2 separate regions of the Homo sapiens genome follow, and region 2 is linked to region 1. A link is an interaction called in ENCODE POLR2A ChIA-PET data of the cell type or tissue named here. Cell type or tissue: GM12878. All regions are shown on one strand. Region 1 has its middle 15 kb from the start of POLR3K. Region 2 overlaps AXIN1 (axin 1).

Region 1 (5,000 bases):
TAACATCCAAAGGACTGAGCCCTGAGCAAAGAGTTACCTTTTAAGTATTTTGTGGGGTGGTGGGAGATCTGTGCAGGGAGAAGCATATTACAGAAGTGAGAAACGAAGGTAGTTATTTAATTAATTGAGACATGCATTACATCATTTCTCACTTTTCAAAGAAAAACATGTTTTGCGACTTGAGTTTATCTGTCTAGTGACCTTGCAGCTGCACGGCTAGAGAAGCAGGGTCTTCACGATGCCTGGGAAAGGAGGAGAGATAAGGCTCACTAGCCACGGAAAAACAGGCAGTCAATTTTTAAAGGACTCCAGCTCTTTCTCTTTCTCAGGGGAACTGGGTTTTCTTACATACAACTGAGTTTCTGCTTACACATTCTTTAATTTCTTTTAATTCCTGTTCCAACGCAATCCCAGCTCACTGCAGCCTGGACCTCCTGGGCTCAAGCGATCCTCCCACCTCAGCCTCCCGAGTGGCTGGAACTACAGGTGCGCACCATGCCCAGCTTGTTGTTATTATTATTATTATTATTATTTATTATTATTATTATTTTTGAGATGGAGTTTTGCTCTTGTTGCCCAGGGTGGAGTGCAATGTCATGATCTCGGCTCACTGCAACCTCTGCCTCCCGGGTTCAAGCTATTCTCCTGCCTCAGCCTCCTGAGTAGCTGGGATTCCAGGCATGTGCTACCATGCCTGGCTTATTTTGTATGTTTAGTAGAGACGGGGTTTCTCCATACTGGTCAAGCGGGGCTTGAACTCCTGACTTCAAGTGATCCGCCCACCTCAGCCTCCCAAAGTGCTAGGGTTAAAGGCATGAGCCACTGCGTCTGGCCTAATTTTTATATATATTTTTTTGTAGAGACAGGGCTTTGCCATGTTGCCCAGGCTGGTAACTTCCATATGTTTTTTATAGGCAATTTTTTTTATTTTATACTTTTTATTTAATTTTTTTGAATTTAACCTCAGAATGTGATTATAGACAAAATTCAAAACATAATAATTGAGTTTAATTTTTGTAATGTGGGTCTATTACTGAGAAGAGTGGATGCCATTTTGCTTCATTGGGGTTCAAAGTTAGTGTTCCCTGTCATTGAAATCAATTGCAAATGTGCATCTGTGAATGCTGGTTACATCCAGGAGAGCAAATGAAGTATACCATTGACACCACTGATAGAGTCAATAGATTCACCACTGATAATGGATTCAGATATTTCCCACAGAGTTCTTGCTGTTGAATAATGCAGTGAAGTCAGGCACAGTGGCTCACGCCTGTAATCCTAGCACTTTGAGGCTGAGGTTGGCGGATCACCTCAGGTCAGGGGTTCGAGACCAGCCTGGCGAACACGGCGAAACCTCATCTTTACTAAAAATACAAAAATTAATCTGGGTGCAGTGGCTCATGCTGGGCATGGTGGCACAGCTTGTAATCCCAGCTATTCTGGAGGCTGAGGTAGGAGAATCACTGGAACCTGGAAGGCAGAGGTTGCAGTGAGCTGAGATCGTGTCATTGCACTCCAGCCTGGGTGACAGAGTGAGACTCCGTCTCAATAATAATAATGATAATAATAATAATAATAATAATGATGATGGAGTGAAAACCATACACTTTAAGCACTTTATGTTTTCATAAGCTTCGTACATTTGTCCACCTAAGCTTTTTCCTGCCCCACACATGCTTTTACCGCCGCCAGTTTTAACACATATTTACACTTCCTTTTTTGCTGCATTAGTGTCTCATCTTTGGGAATATTCTTGCTGCAGTTGTTTTTTTTTTTTTTTGAGACAGGGTTTCACTGTCACCTAGGTTGGAGTAAAGTGGCGCAATAACGACTCACCACAACCTGAAATTGCCGGGCTCAGGAGATCCTCCCACCTCAGCCTCCCAAGGAGCTGGGACTATAGGCGTGGGCCACCCTGCCCAGCTAAGGGAGGGTGAATGGCTGAGCTTGCCTGAAGACCCTCCCGTGGGTGTGGCAGAGCCTGTGGTCTGAGGGAGGGGTCTAGCTGCAGGGCAGCGCACAGCTTCACAGTGGCCCAGGGAACCAGGGCAGGCAGGCCGTGAGGCCCAGTGGTCATCTGGGCCAGGCCTTGATGCTGAGGCCATGGAACAGGTGAGGCTCTAAGAAGGGCCCAGAGTGACCATGGGCTGGAGGCTATGTCCACAGACCCAGTGCAGGAGAGGGTGTCCTGGGCAGTGATGTCAGCCAGGCTCCCTAGCAGGACTGGGGGTGTCGGGGCAGCTCTTTCCCAGGTGGCAGACACTGGCTTCCCCTCTTGCTCTCACAACTGTCCTGTGACCTGGTGTCTGAGCTGTGGTGAGGCCTCCCTGGTGACACAGAGGAGCACGGAGCATGTGGGTGGGGGTGTGTGCACCTGCCCTGACTTCCTGGTCCTGTGGTCAAGGATGGGGGAAGGTAGATCTGCCTGTAGCTCCACCCTATTTGTAAAGCACTGTGGTGCCTTCTGCTGGGGCATGTGCTGAGTGGTGCCTCGCAGGCACTGCCCTCGGGAAGTTCACAGGCTTGTGTAGAAGCTGATGGGAATGTGCCAAGAACAGAGGTGTCAGGAGCCAGGTATTGGGCAGGTCCTAGGTCTCTGAGCCTCAGTCTCCTTATCTGTAGGAGGGTGGTAACCCTGCCCTGCTCAGCTTACCAGGTGCAGCTGTGAGTTTTCAGTGCAGAGGAAAAGCAGAGACCTTCCCCTCAGATGGCCATACCCCCTTGTCGCTATACCCAACACTCTAATGCTCCCCTAGGGAGTGTCCTGGGCTCCTCCTTTGTAGCTCTCAGGTGTCACATGTGGGTCTTGCCCTACCATCCCCTCTCCCTTTCTAGAAATGAGGACTGCTGAGCTTGGAGCCGCCCCACTCCCTGCTCTCAAGCCGTCTGCTCCTGGGTTAGCCTGTGGCTGGCCTGGCCTGATTCTACACCGACGTGGGTGTTTCTCCACTGCTGGGGCAGCGGTCGGCCATCCTGGGGCCTGGGTCAGCTCTCAGCTGTGGCTGTTGTGCCTGTGCTTCCCCAGGTCCTGGTGGTCACTCCAACCCCGCCCTCAGATATCCCAAGAGCAGGCTGACTGTCTTCCCCATTCCCACCTTTCCAGTAGCTGCTGCAAGAAGGGACAGACGTTGCTGCAGAGAACTTGCCACGGTGTTTCATGTTGTGGCCGGTGGTGCCAGACTGCACGCTCCATTCTAGGGAAGGGTGAGTCTTCCCGATCATCAGTCTTAACAGGGGACTGTCCTGTGGGTACCTGGGTAGGCTGCAGGAGTGGGGTTAGAGTAGTGCCTACTGCCTGTTGAGAGTGTGTGAGTTCCTTAAGAGCATGCATGCTGGGCCAGGCATGGTGGCTCATGCCTGTAATCCCAGCACTGTGGGAGACTGAGGCGGGCGGATCATGAGGTCAGGAGTTCAAGACCAGCCTGACCAACATGGTGAAACCCTGTCTCTACTAAAAATACAAAAATTAGCTGGGAGTGGTGGTGCGCACCTGTAATCCCAGCTACTCAGGAGGCTGAGGCAGGAGAATCACTGGAACCCAGGAGGCAGAGTTTGCAGTGAGCCGAGATCGTGCCACTGCACTCTAGCCTCTGTCTCAAAAAAAAAGAAAAAACAAGGCGTGCATGCTGTAGTCTGTGTGTATGTCTGTTTTTGTTCTCCTCCTTAACACTAGTCAGTCTTGTGTAACCAGGCTGGCCCTGCTTCCTGCTTAGAAGCTATTGGTGTATCATCTGGAGCTGCAAATAGGGTGATAGGGCGTCAGTAGCCTTCCCACACTCAAGAGCTTCCTGACACCCAGCCCCTCATCTCCAGCCAGCCTCTGGCTACCCCAGGAATCTTGGGGCTCAGGCCTAACACTCCAGCATAGAGGGCTTTGCCCTTCTGGTGTACTCTCGCTTGGAGGCATCTTGGAACAGGGGTACAACAGAGCTCTGGAAGTGCTGTCTGTTGCATCGATACCCCACTGCCACTTTCGTCCACCTTCCTGGGGCAGAATCCTGGGATGGGTCTTTATTTAAGACAAAAGGGAGAGAGAAGGCATAGAGGCTAGGCATGGTGGCTCACTCCTGTAATCCCAGGACTTTGGGAGGCCGAGGCTGGTGGATCACTTGAGGTCACGGGTTTGAGACCAGCCTGGCCAACACGGTGAAACCGTCTCTACTAAAAATACAAAAAAAATTAACTGGGTGGCAGTGTGCACCTGTAATCCCAACTACTTGAGAGGCTGAGGCAGAAGAATCACCTGAACCCAGGAGTCGGAGGTTGCAGTGAGCCGAGATCACGCCACTGCACTCCAGCCTCCAGCCTGGGCAACAGAGGGAGCTCCGTCTCAAAAAAAAAAAAAAAAAAGAGAGAGACAGAGAAGAAAAAAAGAAAGAGAGAGAGAAGAAAAAAAGAATGCATAGAGGCCATCTGTGTGACCCTGGGCAAGTCATTTTCCCTGCTTCACTCCTTGGGACTCAGCCTGTGAACGGGGACAGTGCTTCTTCCTTACAGCGCTGTTGTGAGAATTTTCATTGAAAATGCACCTGTGGTGGTTGTAAGGAGTGACTGGTTCCCCCAATCCTGACCCCTCCTGCAGAATGGGGCCTGGGCCCAGGGACAGGGCATGGGCTGGCAGAGGGTGCCCGTCCTAGAGAGGAGCCTTCTTGGTGGACGTGGAGACCTGGCTAAGTCAGAGTCCGGATCAAAGTTTGAGGGTGCATCTGACACCCTGCAGCCACGAGTCTGCAGCTGGGTCAATCGGCCTTTCTGAGCTTCAGTTCCTTATCAGTAAACCCTGGGCAGTGGTGCCCAGCGTCTTTCACAGGACACTGTGTGAGTGCAGATGGAGACCCGCTGAGCACTCCGCTGGGGAGCAATTCATGGGGAGCACCCCTCCAGAGAGGGATGGCTCGCACAGGCCCTCAGCCCAGCCCCTTGCAGGCTGGACCTTGGAGAGTGAGGCCCTGAGGCAAGACATGGGCACCTGGCTCCTGGCCTGCACCTGCGTCTGCACC
Region 2 (5,000 bases), 300 kb before region 1:
TGTATTTTTAGTAGAGACGGGGTTTCACCTTGTTAGCCAGGATGGTCTCGATCTCCTGACCTTGTGATCCGCCTACCTCAGCCTCCCAAAGTGCTGGGATTACAGGTGTGAGCCACCACGCCCGGCCTTTTTTTTTTTTTTTTTTTTTTTTTGAGACCAGGCTGGCTGGTTTTGAACTCCTGACCTCAAGTGATCTGCCCGTCTCGGCCTCCCAAAGTGCAGGGGTTGCAGGTGTGAACCACCACACCCTGCCCAAAGGGAAATTTTTTTTGTTTGTGGATGTCCAAGGAAAACTTTAAAAATGATTCCTGGCCAGGCACGGTGGCTCATGCCTGTAATCCCAGACTCTGCTGGACTCTGCTGGTGCTCTGCTGGACTCTGTCCCCACAGCACCAGCTTGCATCCCACTTTTTTTTTTTTTCCCCAAGATGGAGTTTCGCTCTTGTCACCCAGGCTGGAGTGCAATGGCGCGATCTCAGCTCACTGCAACCTCTGCCTCTCAGGTTCAAGTGATTCTCTAGTCTCAGCCTCCCGAGTAGCTGGGATTACAGGTGCATGCCCCCACTCCTGGCTACTTTATGTATTTTTAGTAGAGACAAGGTTTCGCCATGTTGGCCAGGCTGGTCTCGAAATCTTGACCTTAAGTGGTCCGCCCACCTTGGCCTCCCAAAGTGCTGGAATTATAGGCGTGAGCCACTGTGCCCAGTCCATCTTGTATTTTTATGCACCTGTCAGTGGGCAAGGACTCCAAACATATTTTTTCTCTTCCTTAGCCACGTAAAGCTCCATAGTCTCAGACAGGTTTCAGCAGAGTCCACGAAAGTATCTGTAGTTGCCTGTCAGGCCAAAGGATTCTGGAACCGAGAGGCCCCTTTGCCTGGGCGGACCTCAGTCCTGAGCTGTGTGGGTGGGTTGTGAAAGGGAAGCACTTTGCAGACAGCCAGTGGCAGACGTGCCGATGAGACTGTGTGCCTGGCCCTGGTGCTGGTGCTGACCTGCAGCAGCTGTTTCTGGAGGGCTTGGGGTAAGTGTCCCTGCGGGCCCCTGTGGCCCTTCTTGGAACTGTGCCCTAGCCGTGACTGGCCGCCTGGCACCCCAGCCCATTCTCACATTTTGCGCCAGTGTCACAGATTTGAATTGACGCACACGCTCCGGTTCTGCTCATCCTTGTCAAACGCAGACGTCATTTGTAGCAGCGTACCCTGCAGTTATCGGAGGTGGGGGCCAGGCTGGGCTATGGTGGCTGTCAGGGAGAGAGGGCCGCCTGTTGGCTCTTTCTTGGGCCCCTCCGCTGCCTACTTGTGCGTGTGGAGGGAAGCAGCTTCACCTCAGTTTTTCCCCGTGTCACATCTGTGAGAATAACCACTCAGGGTTCTCTCAGAACCCATTAGCTCCAGAAGGTGTTCGGTCTCTCCACTCCCTGAGAGATGGAGACTGGTCACAGGGCTCTGTGAAAACACACACAGCTCTGCCATACTGCTGTGGCGTCCAGGGGGCCCCCAGAGGCCGCACGCCCGGCTGAGTGCCCATAGGGCCCAGATTCCATGCCCCTTCTCCTCCAGCAAGGACCCTGGGCCCTGTCCGGAGTTGAACGCTGGCTTGTGTGGATTGCAGCCTCGGCCCACGGGCTTCCTTTGTGATCCGTTGAAGCATCTGCTGGCAAATGGGCTCAGCTCTTGGCTCAGCTGGCTAGGTGGCCAGGTGGCCGGGTAGCTGGGCGTCCGGGTGTCCTGGCAGGCGCTGTCCTCACTGTGAGCTGCAGTGGGCTGCTTGGTCCTGTGCCCTGCTCATGGCACTCACCCTCCTGCCTCCTTTGAGGTTGCTCCAGTGCTTTTTTTTTTTTTTTTTTTTGGTTTTGACCCACTCTGGATCTTTACTAGCTCACCTGTAGTCTATGGGATTGGTGTCTGCTCCTAAACAAACATTTAAAATAACCCTAAGGAGTGCTGCTTGTAATATTCCAGCAAATAGGATGACTTGAATGCCCAGTGGCATTCATACAGTTGGATATGTGGGCTTTTAATTTTTTTCTTTGTTTTTCTGTATTTTCCAAATTCCTATAACAGCATGTTTATAATTAGAAAGTATATTATTAAAAGAATAAAAGCTTTAAAATATGCAGCTATTCAAAAGCACATTTTTTCTTTAAAAAGGATACACGTAAATGTGTCTTTTTTTTTTTTTTTTTTTTTTTTTTTTGAGACGGGGTCTTGCTCTGTCACCCAGGCTGGAGTGCAGTGGTGTGATCTCAGCTCACTGCAACCTCTCCCTCCCAGGCTCAAGAGCTCCTCCTCCCTCAGCCTCCCCAGTATCTGGGATTACAGGCGCCTGCCACCATGCCCGGCTAATTTTTTTGTGTTTTTAGTAGAGACGGGGTTTCACCGTGTTAGCCATCATGGTCTCCATCTCCTGACGTTGTGATCCACCAGCCTCGGCCTTCCAAAGTGCTGGGATTACAGGCGTGAGCCACTGTGCCTGGCCCACACCTGGTTAAGTTCTTGTATTTATGTTTTGTTTTTTTTTTTTTTTTTTGAGGCGGAGTCTTGCTCTGTTGCCCAGACTGGAGTGCAGTGGTGCAACCTCAGCTCACTGCAACCTCCGCCTCCTGGGTTCAAATGATTCTCCTGCCTCAGCTTCCTGAGTAGCTGGGATTACAGACATGCGCCACCACACCTGGCTAATTTTTGTATTTTTAGTAGAGATGAGGTTCCACCATATTGGCCAGACTGGTCTTGGACTGACCTCGTGATCTGCCCGCATTGGCCTCCCAAAGTGCTGGGATTACAGGTGTGAGGCACCGCGCCCAGCTGGTGTCTGTTCTTTTAGGGAACCAGCCCTCTTGGGTCAGGGCCCCACGTTTGCGTTCTCATCTAACAATAACACTTCCTTACTTCAAGCACAGCCACGTGATGGTCAGGGCTGACACATATTAATTGGGCGACACGGTTCGGTCCTTAGTGCCTTTTCTGAGTAACGTGCTCACTGCTATCTTGTGTCCACTGGCTCTTTGAGAGCTCTGCTGCTCTCCTGTCTCACCCCTACCCTGAGGTGTTCATGCACCAGGGCATGGTGCTTTCACTTCTGAGCCAAGTGGGTCAATCATTTTCTTTTTTGAGACGGAGTTTTGCTCTTGTATCCCAGGCTGGAGTGCAATGGCACCATCTTGGCTTACTGCAACCTCCGCCTCCTGGGTTCAAGAAATTCTTCTGCCTCGGCCTCCCGAGTAGCTGGGATTACAGGCGTGCATCACCACACCCAGCTAATTTTTGTATTTTTAGCAGAGACCAGGTTTTACCATGTTGGCCAGGCTGGTCTCGAACTCCTGACCTCAAGTGATCCCCCTGCCTTGGCCTCCCAAAGTGCTAGGATTATAGGCGTGAGCCACCACGCCTGGCCATTTTCTTTCCTGTACAATTTTGTGTGTTTGTTTTTGAGTTAATAATGGCCGTTTTTTTCATTTGATTAAATATTTTACTTTCCAACTTAAATCTTCCCATATTCTTCAGCTCAATAGAGTGCTTGTGAATATTCTTCTCCTCACTGTAAAACCTCTTGGATAAAGTATTTTTTCTCTGGAAGACATGTGTCCTGAAGTCTTCCATATTCCCACTCTGGTTGAAACAGTTACTCTTTAGGCATCCTGTGGTACTGGGTGCCTTGGAGCTGGTGTGTGTGGTACTGGCATGCTGTGTAACTGGGCGCAGTGGTACTGGGTGCTGTTATTGGGTGCCATGGTACTGGGTGTTGTGTTATTGGGTGCCATGGTACTGGGTGCTGTGTTATTGGCATGCAGTGGTACTGGGTGCTATGTTATTGGTGTGCCGTGGTACTGGGTGCTGTGTTATTGGCGTGCTGTGGTACTGAGTGCTATGTTATTGGTGTGCTGTGGTACTGGGTGCTGTGTAATTAGTGTGCCGTGGTACTGGGTGCTGTGTAATTAGCGTGCCATGATACTGGGTGCTGCATTATTGGCATGCTGTGGTACTGTGTGCTGTGTTATTAGTGTGTCCTGGTACAGACTAGTGGCCGAGGTGTGCCTGTGTGGAGATCTGAGGGTGACGTAAGTAGAGGCACTGGCGTGAGGGCCCCTCATGCAGTGTCAGGCTTGCACCTTTGCTTGGAAATTCCATTAGCTTTGGAATTTATAGCTTCGTGGTGCAGTGTGGAGTTATGTTGGAGATACCACAAAGATAAAGCATTTCCATGGTGAACAAAAAAGTTTACAAATAAAAGCAGTCCAGGCCGTTTTTATTTTGGCTTTGTTATGTGTCCACTTACTGCTGTGCATTCTATACGCCAATGGGAGTGTTTTGTAGATTCTCATGAGTTGGTTGCGTTTGGTTCATTTGGGTAAAGTGAAACTCCTTTTAAAAGAAGCAGAAAAAAATTAAATATCTCATAAAAATAAAGATTTTCTATTTCTGCCTCAGAGTGTTTCTCTCTAGTGAGTGGTGTGTAATTAGTGTGCCATGGTACTGGGTGCTGTGTAATTAGCGTGTCATGGTACTGGATGGTTTGCTTTTGGCATGCCATGGTGCTGGGTGCTGTGTTATTGGCATGCTGTGGCACTGGGTGCTGTGATATTAGTGTGTTGTGGTACTAGGTGCTGTGTTATTGGCATGCTGTGGTACTGGGTGCTATGTTATTGGTGTGCTGTGGTATTGGGTGCTGTGTAATTAGCATGCCATGGTACTGGGTGCTGCATTATTGGCGTGCTGTGCTACTGGGTGCTGTGTTATCAGTGTGCCATGGTACTGGGTGCTGTGTAATTAGTGTGCCATGGTACTGGGTGCTGTGTTATTGGCATGCTGTGGTACTGGGTGCTGTGTTATTGGTGTGTTGTGGTACTGGGTGCTGTGTAATTAGCTTGCCGTGGTACTGGGTGCTGCATTATTGGCATGCCGTGGTATTGGGTGCTGTGTAATTAGCATGCCATGGTACTGGGTGCTGGGTTATTGGCATGCTGTGGTACTGGGTGCTGTGTTATTGGTGTGTTGTGG

What was found. ChIA-PET counts read pairs that join two places held together with the same protein. Peaks named below come from ENCODE experiments on the same cell type or tissue, not always from the same donor. Only the 100,000 strongest peaks of a DNase experiment are listed, where the experiment ranks them.
Region 2: POLR2A ChIA-PET joins it to region 1 with 9 read pairs; 2 of 35 experiments call an interaction of 5 or more read pairs at or near these places.

The regions. Positions count from the first base shown.
Region 1 is chr16:36,414-41,413 of GRCh38, reverse strand. It overlaps the pseudogene IL9RP3. Among named protein-coding and RNA genes, the nearest start is that of POLR3K, 15 kb to the left of the region's middle. RefSeq lists enhancers at 1,680-2,226, 2,227-2,774. In GM12878, no CTCF peak of the experiment used is centred here; a DNase peak (open chromatin) is centred at 2,373; H3K27ac peaks cover 1,263 bases.
Region 2 is chr16:334,349-339,348 of GRCh38, reverse strand. All of the region lies in intron 2 of AXIN1 (axin 1), which reads left to right. Among named protein-coding and RNA genes, the nearest start is that of AXIN1, 16 kb to the left of the region's middle. RefSeq lists an enhancer at 2,826-3,120. In GM12878, no CTCF peak of the experiment used is centred here; no DNase peak of the experiment used is centred here.